Linked DNA regions of Homo sapiens: region 1 is linked to region 2. Evidence: read pairs that join two places in POLR2A ChIA-PET (ENCODE). Cell type or tissue: GM12878. All regions are shown on one strand. Each heading gives the region's core, and the rest is flanking DNA. Links, peaks and the distances in the headings are about the cores only. Region 1 overlaps H3-3A-DT (H3-3A divergent transcript). Region 2 overlaps PYCR2 (pyrroline-5-carboxylate reductase 2).

Evidence for each region. ChIA-PET counts read pairs that join two places held together with the same protein. Peaks named below come from ENCODE experiments on the same cell type or tissue, not always from the same donor. Only the 100,000 strongest peaks of a DNase experiment are listed, where the experiment ranks them.
Region 1: POLR2A ChIA-PET joins it to region 2 with 6 read pairs; 4 of 35 experiments call an interaction of 5 or more read pairs at or near these places.

What each region holds. Positions count from the first base shown.
Region 1 is chr1:226,045,435-226,048,340 of GRCh38, forward strand. H3-3A-DT (H3-3A divergent transcript) reads right to left here. Exons shown (of 2, transcript NR_185887.1): 2 at 897-1,156. Among named protein-coding and RNA genes, the nearest start is that of H3-3A-DT, 16 kb to the right of the region's middle. In GM12878, for the core only: no CTCF peak of the experiment used is centred there; no DNase peak of the experiment used is centred there.
Region 2 is chr1:225,918,164-225,921,069 of GRCh38, forward strand. PYCR2 (pyrroline-5-carboxylate reductase 2) reads right to left here. Exons shown (of 7, transcript NM_013328.4): 7 at 1,715-2,457. The coding sequence ends at 2,292. Among named protein-coding and RNA genes, the nearest start is that of MIR6741, 2.5 kb to the right of the region's middle. In GM12878, for the core only: no CTCF peak of the experiment used is centred there; a DNase peak (open chromatin) is centred at 1,908.

The sequences.
Region 1 (2,906 bases), core at 222-2,721, 130 kb after region 2:
AGTGTGGCTATAATAAATTTTTTTTAAAGTTAGAAAAAAGAATACAAAACTATAATAAAGTATGAGTATTCTATTTTTCTTTATTCTTTTTGTTTTCATCATTATTTTATTATTCTCATACTTCCAGAGCATTAGTTACTAATACTAATCATCTAATGGTGCTACAGTACAGTAGAGATGTTCTAAAAGCACGTGCAAATAGGCATTAGTCTGCCATATCTTTATTTTATTTCCAACCAGATAGATATATACAACCTGTGAGAAACAAGACTTATTTACCAACTACCTACCTATTATATTTCACCAAATCAGACAGGAAAGGAATTGAGAGGCCCCAAGTACAATTTTTTAAATCCTGAATTATGAAATTTGATTGCCTATGTCATTTAAATAAATTGGATAATCATGACACAGTAGGATACATCCATTTACTAATGACTTTATAATTTGTTGCTTTTTATTATTTTATTTTAATCTCACAACAAGTCTGAAAAGGAGGGAATTCAAGTATTATTGCCATTTTACAGATGAGAAAGCTGAAATGTCTCAGCAAAGTTATTTCAGTTTCATAGATTGGGCCATTGCTATAGAGGGCTGATCTCAACAATTTTTCCTAATTTCATTCTCAAAGGATAGTCTTTGCTTCACTTAGACTTTGCAGGTACCTTCCCCTTGACCCTGTGTACCCACTATAGCACCAACCTGAATTAATAATGAAAACCTTTTTGGAATGCTACTAGTGGTAGTGATAGGGTAATGGAATTATGAGTGGATTGTTTTCTTGATCTATTCTCTATTTTCCAATGTGCCTTTCTCTCTTTTTTTTAGAGACGGGGTCTTGCTATGTGTATCAGCAGTCAGAGTTCTCCAGAGGGACAGAACTAATAGGATAGATGTATATATGAAAGGCAGTTTATTAAGGACAATTGACTCACACAATCACAAGGCAAAGTCCCACGATAGGCCGTCCGCAACCTGAAGAGCAAGGAAGCCAGTTGGCTCAGTCTGAGTCACAAAACCTCAAAAGCAGGGAAGCCGACAGTGCAAACTTCAGTCTGTGGCCCAAGGCTGGAGAGTTCCTGGGAAACCACTGGTGTAACTCCAAGAGTCCAAAAGCCAAAGAACCTGGAGTCTGATGCTTCAGGGCTGGAAGCATCTAGCACAGAGGAAAGATGAAAGCCAGAAGATTCAGCAAGCCGTCTTATCCCACCTTCCTCTGTCTGCTTTGTTCCAGCCATGCTGGTGGTCGATTGGATGGTGCCCACCCACATTGAGAGTGGATCTTTCTCTCCCAGTCCACTGACTCAAATGTTAATTTCCTCTGGCAACACCCTCACAGACACACCCAGAAGCAATACTTGACCAGCTATCTAGGCATCTTTCAATCAAGTTGACGCCAAATATTAACCATCACACTATATTACCCAGGCTGGTCTTGAATTCCTGCCCTCAAACGATCCTCCCATCTCAGCATCCCAAAGTTTTGGGATTACAGGCATGAGACACTGCTCCCAGACAAATCTTTCATTTTAAGTTATTTGGAGTTAGAGAGGCTGAGTTCAGAATATTCACTTCTGGAAGGGCTGACCTCCCTTCTACCTAAGCCTGGTCCCCAGCACCACCAACCCTTGCACATGTGTGTGCAAGGCAGGGGCAGCAGCACTCTGTGAGCCCCAGCTTTTCTCCAAGACATGGCAGGCATTTGAAGACCATGCCCCAGGGATGGATGCTTCACCCAACTGATACACTCCAGACTGGGCTTACTTTTTAAATTAAGTGGCCTCAGCAACCCAGGGGTGTAATTTCCCACGTGCTTCCATGAAGGAAGTCTTGGGATTTGCTATAAAGAGAAAAATAAATAAGAATGGACTTTCCAGCCCTGACCATTCCCTCCCCACTCCCTAATCCATTTGGCCAGAATAGGGAATAAGAGGGTAGAGAAAAAGGGGGGAGAATGGAGATGAAGAGAGAAAGGAAGATCCTAGAAGGGGAGGAGTAGAATTAATAGACAAAAAAGAACTGGAGAGCCCATCCTCTTGCCGTCCCACCTCCTAGGCTGGAGAAGAATCTTGCCTGGTACTCTCCAGAAATCTTCTCAAAGGCAAGAATGCAAAGGCTAGACCACCACATAGGCCAACAAGCATGTGCTTAGTGGATGAGGAAATAGCCTGTACTACTGCAAGTTCTCTGCTAGGGAAAGACACAATTTGCAGAGCTGGCCAACTCTGAGAATTCTGCTTTCATGTTCAACAGTTAGGAATTTGTTCAGGCTGACTCTTGGCAAATATCAAATCCCGGGTATCAAAGAAATTTGCTCAACAAATTCTTAGGAAGCCTCCTGGGCAGGTGGCCATGAACACTTCCCTATTTGCAGATCTACCCAAAGGGGACCAAACTGCAGAGGTGGATTCAGGAAGAAAAAGCAACAGTCCTACTGTTCCCTCACTCAAGAGATAGACTTAAGCAAAATTGTCTAGTATGTGACATTTGTCTTCTTTCATCTCTTTCCTGAATCTCCCTTTAAGTTTCAAGCTACACTCAGCTCACCAGTAGTTACCAGCCCTCCCAAGACCTTCCTGGGCCACACCCGAGTCCCACTCCCTTCAGCAATTCCCAGAGCCTCTCCCCTTCCCCAGTCTGAGCTCTACTCCCTAAGGAACATGTGGTCCCATCTCACTCTCATTACCAGGTCCTAAGCACACCCATCACGGCCCCCACTTCCCCCACCACCCCCCAACCCTGCCAGCTTCCCCAGCAATTTCTGGAATACCACGCTGAGGATCCTTAGATTTTTATCTGTGAGCCTGATTTAGCCTATAAACTGAAAGAAGGGTGGTGGTTTTCTGTGTTCTTTAATTCCAGTATGTAATAAATTATGCCTGTTTTTGTTGTTGTTGTTGTTTTGA
Region 2 (2,906 bases), core at 400-2,899:
GTTCAAATCTTTTTGGGCAACTTGGATTTAACCTCTTTGAGCCTCACTTTTCTGGGGAAAAAAAAAAATATACCCAGCTCCTAAGGCCATGAGAGTATGTGTGAAGTGTCTGCAAAGGGCCGGCCACATACTGGGGACTTTAAATGAGTTTTTAGTATTGCACTTGCTGTGTTGGCCCAGAAGAATGACTTCCCATGTGCTCTCAGGTTTGGAGTTAGAGCTGGGGCTGCCCTGACTCAGTGGAATGGAACAAGGCTCCACTCTCTTCTCAGCAGGAGGGTGAAGGAAGAACACCATTTACACGAAGGGGCCATGGTGTTCCAGATGTTCTGTTGAGCACTGCCACATGGTCTCATTTAACACCCTGATGAAACATGGGCTCCATATTTATAAGGGATGAAACCCTGAGATCAGAGAAATTGGTAACTTCTCCCGGGCTGTGAGAAATTTGGTAACTTCTCCCGGGCTGTGGAGTAGAAAGCAGGGGAATCTAAGATTTGAACCCAGAGCTGATGCTGATGCCAATGCCCATACCTTTTTTCTTTTTTTTTTTTTTTTGAGATGGAGTCTTGCTCTTTTGCCAGGGTGGACTACGGTGGCACGATCTTGGCTCACTGCAATCTCCGCCTCCCAGGTTTAAGCAATTCTCCTGCCTCAGCCTCCCGAGTAGCTGGGATTACAGGTATACACCACCATGCCTGGCTAATTTTTGTATTTTTAGTAGAGACAGGGTTTCACCATGTTGGCCAGGATGGTCTAGATCTCTCTGCCTCATGATCTGCCCACCTCGGCCTCCGAAAGTGCTGGGATTACAGGCATGAGCCACTGCGCCCGGCCTCGCATGCCTTTTCAAACAGCCCTGCTGCACAGGCAGGCAGCTCGTAGGAACAAGTACCAGGCACACACCGGCCTGCCTAGAGAAACACTGGATGTCTGGCTATGTGGATGGCATGCCCAGCTATTTCTGGGAGGCTGCAGAATTGATAGCTAAGAACACAGACAGCCCCACCACTGACCGGCAGCACAAATGGGGTAAGTTGCTTATCCCTCTAGGCCTCCAGATGGTTTTTTTTTTTTTTTTTTTGAGACGGAGTCTCACTCTGTTGCCCAGGTTGGAGTACAGTGGCGTGATCTCGGCTCACTGCAAGCTCCGCCTCCTGGGTTCACGCCATTCTCCTGCCTCAGCCTCCCGAGTAGCTGGGACTACAGGTGCCCACCACCACGCCCGGCTAATTTTTTTTTTTTAATTTTTAGTAGAGACGGGGTTTCACCATGTTAGCCAGGATGGTCTCGATCTCCTGACCTCATGATCCGCCTGGCTCGGCCTCCCAAAGTGCTGGGATTACAGGCGTGAGCCACTGCGCCTGGCTGGCCTCGACATCTATACGGTGAGAAAAGAACAGTTCTTCCTTCAGAGGGCAGCTGTGAGGATCAAATGCTCAGCACAGTGCCTGCCCCACATCAAAGCAGACGGCTTTCCCCTTTATTCTGGGCTGCTGACCCACAACCCATGCAGCCCACTTGGCTCTTCCCTGCCATTAGCTTTGGCTCATTCTAGAACAACACCTTGATCCAGACCAAGGGCCTGGCCCCTTATTCCTCTCATCCCTACTTCTAGCCCTTGGACAGTGCTCTCGCAGAGAAGCAGGGAGGACCTCACAAGGGCATCAAGTTCTCCAGGATGATTATTTAAGATTAAGCCTAACAAAAGCAAGATATTTAAAAATAAACTTTATTAAAGCAGTTAAACTTAGCATTAAATAACACTCTTTAAATGGTACACCTATGAAGCAAGAGTTAAATATAAACCCAGTCTAATCCTGTACACTTGTGATTAATTGTGACAATCTTAAGTTGCTCACTTCTTTCCCATTTACCAATTCAGAGAAAGCCCGTTTCCTGTTTTCTCCTCACCACTTTGCCTTGGCATCACACCAACCCTGCCTCGGGCTTCAGCTGCAGATCCTCCCCAGCCCCTCCTCCCAGCTGGGCTGACTCCAGTCCCAGCCCCAGTCTCCACCAACTGAGCAGCGTACGCAGGGTTGTGTCTGGCTTCCAGCATCTACCACCCCTTCAGAGCAACTTCCAACATGGGACAGGAGAGGAAGCTCGCATTGCTTGGTCTGAACAGATTTAAGGAGGTTTTATCACAAGGACCTGAAAACTTCCTAAGCATGCTTTCTCCTTGCACAGCTGAGGAGGGGCAATGGTGGGAGCGGGGCAGGGGGGTGGCAGGGGCGGCAGGGGCTCTCAACTAAGGGCTCTGAATCACAGAGGGGACAGATGCTGCCTTAGTCCTTCTTGCCTCCCAGGGCCAGGCTTCTTGTGAGGAGCTTCCCTGGGCTGGAGGGGGTCAGTGTGGAGACTGTGGGGGATTCCAGCTTCACTCTGTCTAAGAGGGTCTTCTTAAGGGCAGCTGGGGAGATCTTTTCTTGGTCGGCCATGGACTGTAGCTCTCTGCAGACAAAACCCCAGAAGGATTAAAGGAAGGCAATAAACCCTGGGGCCAGAGCTTTGAGTCTCCACTATCCACACAACCCTCAAGCTTGTTGATGTGACACCACCAAAAATTAGAGCCCCAAGACAAACGCTTCCCAACTAGTACTTCCCAACTAGTACTTCTAAGAAGTATTAGTTACCTAAGTTAGGGTTTGCTTATTTATCTCATTTGATCAGAGCCCCAAGTGGTATCTGTGATCACACGGGAAGAGTGACAGGCTTTGGAGTCATAGATTCAAATTAGAATCCTGTCTCCATCACTTTTTAACTGTTTGACCTTGGGAAAATTATCTCTGAGCCTCAACTTCCCATCTACAAGTCAAAGTTAATCCTGGTTATCTGAAATGCAGTGAGAATTAAGTGAAGTAAGGCTTGCAAACTCTTAGGTAAACAAAATCTACTAAGTT